2 separate regions of the Homo sapiens genome follow, and region 2 is linked to region 1. A link is a loop called in an ENCODE intact Hi-C map of the cell type or tissue named here. Cell type or tissue: CD14-positive monocyte. All regions are shown on one strand. Links, peaks and the distances in the headings refer to the core of each region. The heading gives the core; the rest is flanking DNA. Region 1 overlaps COLEC12 (collectin subfamily member 12). Region 2 overlaps COLEC12 (collectin subfamily member 12).

Region 1 (5,382 bases), core at 278-5,277:
CTTCAGTGGGTTTTAAACTGGAAATCCTACAGGAAGTGAAGGCTCTTGGCTCCTGGGACCTGGGCTGCCCTGTGCTGTGACTCCTGTAAAACCCAGTGCTCAGCAAGCGGCTGAAACCATTTCAATGCAAATGGCTTCCAGATGGCAGAAGAGAAACCAGCAGCATGATGCTCCCGGCACGTGTGAGCCCGAGGGGTCTGATGCCCATTGGTCAGGCTGCCGCCTGAAACTCATAAAGAACCCGTAGGAATTAGGACTGGAACCCCCAGCAAGCTTGCATTCCCTGGCTAGATCTAACAGTGTGCGCTGGGATATGCCAGTTACAGGCGTATCCCCTGCAATCTGCGGTGTCTTGGGCAGCACAGAAGCCACCTTTCTCGCCCCTTCCAGCAATGCTTATTCTTCGGCCTCCAAGTATGAGACCCACAGACAACACAGGCCTTGTTGCTCAAAGGAAAGGAGCCTCCCAAAACATTTGGGAGAAGTGCGCTGGGCTGGGTTGTTGGACCCTGCTGCACTGGAGGGAATCCTTGGCCATTGCTGGCAGCTTTGAAGACCTATTTTTTATTTCCAAAGCTTTTAATCCTTTGTCTATTCAGAGCCTGAGCTTGGAGCACTTGCCATCCAAAGAGACAAAAGCTGATGAGCGGCCCAAGAAAGACAGGGCCTGGATCAGAAGGACACCACCAGCTGGGTGCTTAGGAAGCACTCACTCCTGGGCTGGAACCTGGTGAGGAGTGGGGCTGGGGGAAATAGGGTGGCGGGGCGGGTTGGGGCTTTAACTCCTTCCCCACTGAGAAAGCTGTGGTTTCATCTGGACATTGAAACAACCCACATCCCAAATACCAACTCAACCAAAAAGAGAATATAGAATTGTGCACATCTTCAGCCCTAACCCACTATCCACGGGTGATAATCCAAAAATTTAACAAACGCTCTGGCACTGATCAATGAGAAAGGATACCCCCTGCTGCTGCCCAGTTGAGACTCAGTCCTGCCTGTGCCCCAACAGAGACATTTAAAAAAATACCACTGCAGTTACTTGTGGGTGGAATCTCCCGGGCAGCCAACACATTTCCCAGTGTTGGCAGAAGTTTTCAACTGCCTGGCGCTCTTCCTGGAGGGCACCCTGCACAGCGCTGGCCAGGCTGCACAGAGCTGAGGGCACATCAGAAGAAGTTGTGAATTAAACACAAAAACCGTCATAAATAAAAGTAGACAGAAGGATGGCTATTTTAAGTTGCTCCACTGTTTAGGGAAAATAGCTGCAAGGAACAGCGGCCAGGACATGGAGACTATTCTTCCATTCTTTTGTGTTTCGGTGAACTGAAACGTCCGATGCAATTGGCACGGGTTTTTCAGCCAACACAGAGGCCCACAGGGTGTGGCCACTGAGGGAGAAAGAATGAAGCAAACAGCACCCAATTCTCGACCTCCAGGGCCTTATCAGGAGGACTTTGCAATCCATTTCTTGGCAATTGCTAGTAAAAGTTGTAGGTAGATATCTAGCTCCTTACCCATAGCCTATTGTGCTCTCCGTGAGGTCTCCATCAGTGCCAAAGGGTCTACTAGGAGAACCATGTTTTATCTTGTCCTTTCAAGACCCTTCTTCTCTACATGGTGTACTTCTTCCCAATTTATTTCCCCTTTTCCTTTCTATTCCTAGATTGTTCTCCCCTCCATTCTTACATCTCCTTCCTTCTTTTCCCCAAGTACCTGCTTTGCTCTGCCATCCCCCTCATTCTCAGCAGTTCTTTTTCTTCCCAGTTCTTTCTTTCCACCAGTGCCCTCAAGAACTTCACACCCAAACTGCCAGCCATAATCCTGAATGGCCTTGGGTGAGGATTGAGCCACGCCGGTGGAAATGCACAGGGTGGTTTCTGGCAACCATGCCCTCCCCAACGCAGGGTGCACTCTGGTCGACTAAGGCTGGAGGGATGGTGCAATCTTTTTATCTCCTTTTATTAGGAAAAGAAGGTTTTGTTTTTGTTTTTTTTTTTCTTTGAGACAGGGTCTTGCTCTGTCACCTAGGCTGGAGTACGGAGGAGTGATCACAGCTCACTGAAGCCTTGACCTCCTAGGCTCAAGTGGTCCTCCCACCTCAGCCTCCCAAGTAGCTGGGACCACAGGCACATGCCACCATATCCAGCTAATTTATTTTTTTATTTTTTGTACAGATGGGGTCTCACTATATTACCCAGGCTGGTCTCAAACTCCTAGACTCAAGCAATCCTCCCATCTCGGTCTCCCAAAATGCCGGGATTACAAATGTGACCCACTGCACCCAGCCGGGAGAAAAAGTTCTAACAAGCAGAAAGGTCTGTTTACTCCAAAGCAGGTCCATGCAACTAAAAGTTTTGGAAAAGTGAAGAAAATAGAGGAGAATGACAAAGGGAAAAAGGAAGAAGTAAAAGGAACAAAGAGTAGAGAGAAAGACCTAACTTCAGTGTGATCACAATTTATTCCAGTCAAAGCCCAAAATATAAAAACTGTTTCTATTGTTCCACTAAGTAGTGGCCTCTCGGTGCTTCTGACAAGTGATTTAGAGTAAAGTGGTCTGCTCCCACAGGGGCTTGCAAATCTTCATGCATGATGGTTCGGTCGAGAAAGCCGAAGTTGCCCAGTCAGGAAGGTGGTGATGCAAAGGTCAGATGAATAAGGGAGGAGTTCATTCATCAACCCGACATGTGAGCATGGCTGGGACAGTGCGCAGGACGAAAGCCATCTGGTAGCTTTGCTTGCAAGACCAGATTAAGAAAGCACCAGCACAAAAACCACAAAGGAGAAGATGAAGCTGTATTTCCGGAGGAAAGCAAAGATTTCTACCCAAAGCTGAGGTAAGAGCTTTATTTTTTTTTTCCAATGATGAAGAAAGAATCCTACTTCCCTCTGATTTGCATTATTTTTAGCACATATGCCTCAGCATTGGTGCCCAATAGGTCCGGCAGTGTCTTTTCAACAGCCTGAAATTTTTCAGTAGTTTCCCTTTGCCTAGAGTATAAAACAAAATTCATAGCATGGCATATGAGGCCTTCATGATGGAACCACTAGCTTACTCTTTACCGTCATCTTTCCGCATTCCTCAGTGCAGCTTCAGAGTACTGGCAGCTTGCAGAGCACATTATGCTGGCTCTTCCCTCCCTTGTGTAATATGCTTTTCCCTCTGACTGGTACACTTTCCCCTACCTCCTTGCCTGGCTAAATTGTACTCTTCCTCTATAACCCATCTCAAAACTCACACTCCTCTGTGAAGTGTGAGTTCTCAGGGGTTCCCTCTTCTAAACACCTACTGCACTTGAATGCCATCCCATCATGCTAATCATCAGTCATTGTAATAGGGACAAGAATGGTATCTTTTCATCAACGGTGCCTAACACAGGAAGTACCCCAAATTTGTGTCGATGATTAATGCAGCATTCATTTGAATTCCACATGTACACACATTTAATTACACACACTCACATACACACACTCACACACACACGCTTGCAGGATGTCTTCTCCTGCATCTCTAGGGGTGTGGGTTCCAGGTGGGCCCCTGCCATGAAGTTTCTGATCATGCCCCAGTGATAATATGGATGTGACGGAAAGAAGTGAGCTGTACATCAGAAATCAAGTTTGAAATTTGGGAATGTCTTTACGTTCTTAGAGACCTCATCTGCACAGGCCTCAGCTTTCAACTCAGGCAGAGTACGTAAGTTTGCATGAGAACGTAGAGTAGACAAAAGTGAGAGACGGCAGAAAGAAAGAGGTACAGGGTCTTGTGTGGAGCCTCCCACATGGTTCTCTTCCAGTTCCCTAGGCAACCGGCCCCTGATGAGTGGTTCTATCTGGAGAGCCATATATTATTTCCATAGATGTTAATTCCATTTTTTATGAACCCTTTCCCAAAGAGCCACAGAATGTCAAAAGTGCTGAGAGAAGAAGTTGAGCCTTCTATAAATGTCAAAGCAAACAGAACCAGGCTCAGAGAAAGCAAGGTAAGTACTGGAAGGAACTCCTTGCATTGCAAGGCAGGTGAAGAAAAGTGCAGAAATGGCTATTTACATAGGAAGGAGTTTCTGCAAGAGTCAATTGTATTGAGACATACTTCTGCTCTAAAACCCAAGTTTTCAATGTCTGGCATGAAACTGGCAGGAGAGAAGAGGGATATTGAAATCTCAAGGGTTCTGCAGTTCTAAAATTTGATGTGGTTTCTGTTCACGTCAACATAAAGAAATGATAAATACTTGAGGTGATGAATATGCTAATTACCATGATTTGATCATTATACACTGCATACATGTATCAAAATATCACACTGTACCCCATCAATAAGTAAAAGTATTATGTGTCAATTAAAATAATAATAATAAAGGAAATGCCAATGAAAACAAAATGATAATCCCTATTTACCACACATTTTGGTGGGAATATAAGTTGTTATAACCTTTTTGGAGGGCAACCAAAATTTTAAGTGTATATATTCTTTGATATGTCAATTTCAGTTATAGAAATAAATTCTTCTGAAATATTCCAACAGTACAAAGGTATATGAATGAGAATATTCACTAAAACATTACTTGTCATGAAGGAAAAAATGGAAACTTTTAATGTCCATCCAAAGGGAAATTATTGTATAAATCACGGGGCATCATGGTCTGAAATTCTGTGCAGTAGATAAAACAATAAATTCATATGCAGTAGCATGGAGATATATCCCTATGATATACATAGTTTCAAGTAAAATAAAGCAAGTTGCTGAAGGATTTTTTTTTTAAAAAGCTCACCTCTCATCAGGAAAATAATGACTGGATTTACAAATGCCAAGAACTCATTATTGGGGCATGTTAAACAAGTAAGCAGATCTGTGATCTCTTACAGACTTAAAAAAAAGACTTACTGCAACCATGGGGGAGACAGAAGCATTACTAGGACCTGCCCTGCTATAGTCATCTGCAACACACCCATGGCGGAGTTGGAACAGTATTTTTACTAGCACATACCAGGTATACTGTGGGTCAAACAGGCATTGCAGATGGCCAGATGATCTGATTACCAGTGAAAAACATTATTTCTAGGGCAAACTGTGTCTTTAAATTATCAAAATCTGCCTAATAATTCACCCTTCCTGTGTTAAGTTAGGGAGTCCCTGTATAAATCAGATACAGATGGAAAAAAAATCCCTTTTTCTTTCTGCTTTTCATGCCCAGAATCAAGAATATAATTAGCTTCACAGATATGTGGTCTTACTACTTTATATAGTAAATTTACTTGTAGGCAAGAAGAGTGTCTTCTAAGTGTTCTGCATCTCATCACAACAGAGTAGGTTTTCCTAACCTCGCAAATACATGACCTGAAAAAACAGGATTGAAAACGACTTTGAAAGGCTGGAACTCTGGA
Region 2 (5,382 bases), core at 261-5,260, 57 kb before region 1:
CTCAACGACCAATGATAACCTTTTTCTGATTGGAGTGTTCCATACTTTGGAAGACATAATTTGTATAATCGCACGGTTACTGACGGAGGAGAATCTATGTGATTCAGTCCATGTGCACAATGAAAATCAGCATATCACCCTGGGGAACATTTTAGTTCCCAAGTCTTTGGGTAATGACGGATGGTAAAAAACACTAGCTGTCAATTTTTTTTCAGTAATTGGTTTTCAGTGCTTTTTTTTTTTCAATCTGATGAGAAGGTGATGCAATTAGAAAGGAGTGTCCTTTGCCTTTGAGAGCTGAAAATTTGCTCATGTGATCCCATCACAGTCCGTTATAATGCAGATGACAGTACTAAAAGAGAGAAATAAGAATGGGCATTAGTTTTTCTTAAATAATAAAGTTAATGTGCAATTCAAAAAAAGGGAACGTGTATTTTTATAGGACAGTGTCTAAAATACATCATTCAACAATGCTTATATTTTCAAAGAAATGTCTAGAAGATCTTATTTGGATGAAAAGATAAGTTTCATTTTGAAAAGCCAAGTTTCATTTTGAAAAGCCTATTCTGGGAAAGCCTGGTCCCTACTCAAATCCCAAATGGCCAAACAAAGCATACAAAAGACAAATCTGAGTTACTTGTCACCATCAATTATAATCCCTTGTTTAGATATCTGTGTTTTTCCCCCTCAACTGACCCAGCTGTGAGTTCCTATGTGTCTTAAGGTCCCTAGCACTTGGACCAATGCCTGACACATCAAAGGTGCTCAGTAACTGTCTGTTGAATGGCAATACGGATAATTTATGCCCCAGTTACTTCCAAAAATAGTTTGACCAAAATATATTTGAGGTTTTTGTTTTTATATGAACAGCTTTATTGAAATATAATTGACAAATTGTATAATTCACCCATTTAAAGCATATAATTCAGTGGTCTTTGGTATAGTCACAAAGTTATGCAATTTAGAACCAATCTAATCTAATTTTAGAACATTTCCATCACCCCAAAAAGAAACCCCATACCCATTAGCATTCATTCCCCATTTCCTCTGTCCCCTATCACAAACTTTTAATCTCATTCTGGTGAAGAAAACTAAGATGCCACATTCCAAAGAGGGTCGTGTGTTAAATGAAGCTTTAGATACATAGCCTTTGAAGTCAAGAAAATCTCCAAAAGCTGCTTTGGCTTATGAGCTGATAAGCAGCACAGACCATCTCCCTCTATTATGTATCACAGGATCTGGCCTATAGTAGATGCTCAATAGATACACGTGGAATTGAACGCTTGGCCACCTGGATTAGCTGTGTATGGATGTCTACGGAAAAGAACTAACATTGGTGCTATATCTCTTTTCTTTTTTGAGATGGAGTTTCGCTGTTGTTTCCCAGGCTGGAGTGCAATGGTGCGATCTCGGCTCCCCACAACCTCTGCCTCCTGGGTTCAAGCTATTCTCCTGCCTCAGCCTCCTGAGTAGCTGGGATTACAGGCATGCGCCACCATGCCCGGCTAATTTTGTATTTTTAGTAGAGATGGGGTTTCTCCGTGTTGGCCAGACTGGTCTCAAACTCCCAACATCAGGTGATCTGCCCGCCTCCACCTCCCAAAGTGCTGGGATTACAGGCGTGAGCCACCGTGCCTGGCTGGTGCTATATTTTAAAGAACAATTAACTCACAATATAAGATACTTATGTGGGTCAGTTAGTTTAGCATTCGTTGAGTACTTCCTACATGTGAGGCACATTTATTAACTTATTTAAATCTTCACAACCTCGTGAAGAAGATGCTATTACTATTTCCCTGAGGTTAATCACCTGCCCAGTTAATAAATGGCATAACCAGGGCTGAAACCTAATTGCAGTGCCTGCATTCAGGGCCCTTGTACTCACCACCCCTCACCCTTTCATAGGACATAAGCTGGCAGCTCCCTCTTAAATCCCATCTACTGCTCACCTGTCTCCCTGTCTTTTTCGCAAATGAAGTTATTGACGTCTTCACATTGGAAATCGTTCCACTGCCCAGCATAAATCAACCCAGCACAGTCTTCTCCTGGCCCATGGCCATGACCCCAGTTATCCGGCTGTCCAGCTTTCCAATTTCTTTTAGCAAAACAGAAATTGAATGTTATTTGCACAGTAATGCAGAGCTTTTCTTTACTCAAGAGCAGCAGAGAATATAAAAAAACAAAATTGAAGCATGTCATTTATCCTGGAATGAAAATGCAGTTTAAAAATCAGTACATGCTCTTATTCAGAGAAAGGAGCAGCTGTTTTGCAGAGTAATGCATAATGCGGCATCTCCCTGCGCGCTTGTGATCTTTGCTACCATGAACCAAACTCACTAGGCTGGTTCATCAGAATGCAGAGGGAGCGAATCTTGCTTTGGGACAGTTAGATGAATAACTTTCTAATGTGTACTGGAATGCTGACTTCTGGGCATGAGTGTATATATGTGTGTGAATATCTATTCATTATGAGGACATGATACACACACACACACACACACACGCACACATGATCTTGTGAGAACCCAGAGGGACCTTGTACATTTCAATATCTTGCCTCTAACAAGTCCAAGAGCCAGGAAGAGAAAGTGAAAGACTTTTGATATACATTTACAAGAACCTACAATTACAAATAACTGGTTATGATTGTCTGGGTGAGTTGTAGAAGGTTGATTGCTTTAGAAAGAAATAGTAACTTAATCTTACTGAAAATGACTCCTACATTTCACTCCCTTTTTTGGGAGAGAGATTCTTAAAAACAAGTTTTCTTTAGGATGAGTTCACATGGGGCTTCTTAACTTGGATGCTGCTGCTCAGAACAGCACCTTGCCATGGATAACAGTTCTTGATTACGTTTCCACGAATAAATCAGGTGTGCTTCCAGACTCACCCCTTGAAGGTTCAATCTTGTCTAAGAAGCAGATTCATGCACAGAAGCTTGTGGCTGCTGCCTGAGAGGACAAGCCTGCCTCATGTGGAGGGTCTGGAAGAACATCTGCAGCGGAGGGTGCTTCCTATAAACAATGACTCATTACCGCACTGGCCACAGGGTGTCCTCGGGTCACCCGAGGAGACAGCCTGTATGGCCCTGTATCTTTGGACAATAACACCCGCAAAACCAGAGGCAGCGGGAAAGGACAGTTGAAGTTTAGTCAAAGGGTGGGGACAGGGTAGAACTGACTCCCCCACACCAAATGTGTATTTTGGGATTTAAAAAAAATGAGTATGAAGGCCGGGCGTAGTGGCTCATGCCTGTAATCCCAGCGTTTTGGGGGGCTGAGGCAGATGGATCACCTGAGGTCAGGAGTTCGAGACCAGCCTGGCCAACATGGCGAAACCCTGTCTCTACTAAAAATACAAAAATTAGCTGGGCATGGTGGCAGGCACCTGTAGTCCCAGCTACTTGGGAGGCTGAAGCAGGAGAATTGCTTGAATCCAGGAGGTGGAGGTTTGCAGTGAGCCAAGATCATGCCACTGCACTCCAGCCTGGGTGACAGAGCGAGGCTCCATCTCAAAAATACATATATATATATACATTGAGTGGCCTCAATTAAATAAACCTAGTGATGAAAGAGAATTCAGAGGAAACCATCGATTGGTGAGAGTAAAAATGGGATGCTACTTAGAAGGGAGAGTTAGAAAATAGTCTCACTCACTCACTCACACCAGGCATCCATAGCACTCCTGCTATGAGCCAGGTATCATCTGGGTGATGGCAACATAGCAGTGCAGAGAAGAGACAAAGTCCCAACTCTTACAGCTTACATAACAGATGAGTCACAATGAGTTCAAAATCTCAGCCTGTGACAATCTCAGCCTGACGCCAGATAGAGATGAAGTTGGAAAGAAAAGTAGTTTACTTTCACATTTGGTTTTTTGTGTAACTCTTTTCACCTTGTGAGATTCTTCTGGAGATGTCAACAATGCCTGAGCAGTTTAATCTTGTGGACATACATTTCGTTCATTTCTGCCAGTAATATGGGGGGTTTGATTCCATTTTTGTTTATAAAATTTGAGATCTATGATTCCTGAATGTATAATGATAGGATATTTGATATTCTTGACTTCTCAGTTAATTGGGAAATTATATAAATATGACTTCTTTGGGCTTAGAAGTCCTGCTTAATATTTTCCCCTTGCGTTTCCTTTTAAGTCATTTTAAGTTAAATAAATAAAAAGGATGTATCAACCAGGCAGAGAAATAACTGAGTGATAAGAAAGGAGATAATCTTTATCGCCTTTCTCCATTTGTTTTTCCAGGTCACTGGAATTCTTCACATACAGTACTCAAGGCTTTCCTTAGGACTAAAAGCAGAATGCAGTTCTGTGGCCATAAGCGGAGGTGACTGCAGTAGGCCAGAATGGGTGGAAAGTGGGTAGCCTGAAGCCAGACTGAAGGGACAATTTATTCTGTGGGCTGACCACCCAGAGTCTCAAAGCATCTCTTTGGCAAAGCTAAAATCACATGGAGTGATTTGTGGCAAAACCCCTCAGTCTGCATGTTTATAATAATATAGAACGTAACGTGTCAAATAAGCAAAATGTATATATTTTGGAGAAGAATGTCAGCTTAAATAGTGCTTAACCTCATTCACAGGTAGATTCTGGCAAGATGAATGGCTGAAGTCTGGGGCTCAAAGCCCTGAATTCTACATTATCATACACATGTCACAGAAGTGAGCGGTAGCAGCACATACATATACTTGGACATCACACTCTGAAAACACCAGGAATCTTGGAAATGCTTGGACTGATTGCTCCAGTAAGCTGGAAACACACACACACACATCAAATATATATATCTAAATATAAGATACTTAGAATAGGATTTAGAGGCTGGGCATGGTGGCTCACACCTGTAATCCCAGCACTTTGGGAGGCCGAGGTGGGTGGATCACCTGAGGTCAGGAGTTCAAGACCAGTCTGGCCAACATGGCGAAACCCCATCTCTACTAAAAATACAAAAATTAGCCGGGCCTGGTGGCAGGTGCCCGGAGTCCCAGCTACTCAGGAGTCTGAGGCACGAGAATCGCTTGAAGCCAGGAGGTGAAGGTTGTAGTGACCCAAGATCATGCCACTGTACTCCATCCTGGGTGACAAAGCGAGTCTCCATCTCAAAAGAAAAAAATAGGATTTAGAATATAGGACCATAGAATGAAAGAGCCTGGAACAGAACCTTTAACATCTTCTAATTCAGCCTAGCGCAGTGGCTCACACTGTAATCCCAGCACTTCAGGAGGCTAAGGCAGGAGGATCACTCGAGGCCAGGAGTTCAAGACCTGCCTGGGCAACACAGTGAGACCACCATCTCTATAAAAAATTTAAAATAAATTAGCCAGGTATGGTAGCTGATGCCAGAAGTCCCAGCTACTCAGGAGACTA

The links. Hi-C counts contacts between places; a loop is a spot of excess contacts. Peaks named below come from ENCODE experiments on the same cell type or tissue, not always from the same donor. Only the 100,000 strongest peaks of a DNase experiment are listed, where the experiment ranks them.
Region 2: it touches region 1 in a loop (1.9-fold over the local background); 7 of 110 quality-filtered maps call a loop at or near these places.

Annotation. Positions count from the first base shown.
Region 1 is chr18:377,137-382,518 of GRCh38, forward strand. The region is part of intron 2 of COLEC12 (collectin subfamily member 12); the gene reads right to left. It overlaps LOC107985155 (a long non-coding RNA gene), which reads left to right. Exons shown (of 2, transcript XR_007066264.1): 1 at 1-5,382. Among named protein-coding and RNA genes, the nearest start is that of THOC1, 110 kb to the left of the region's middle. In CD14-positive monocyte, for the core only: no CTCF peak of the experiment used is centred there; a DNase peak (open chromatin) is centred at 2,725; H3K4me3 peaks cover 3,161 bases; H3K27ac peaks cover 3,528 bases.
Region 2 is chr18:319,713-325,094 of GRCh38, forward strand. COLEC12 (collectin subfamily member 12) reads right to left here. Exons shown (of 10, transcript NM_130386.3): 9 at 1,950-2,095; 10 at 1-352. The coding sequence ends at 333. Among named protein-coding and RNA genes, the nearest start is that of THOC1, 54 kb to the left of the region's middle. In CD14-positive monocyte, for the core only: a CTCF peak has its summit at 3,009; DNase peaks (open chromatin) are centred at 3,019 and 3,759; H3K4me3 peaks cover 938 bases; H3K27ac peaks cover 1,748 bases.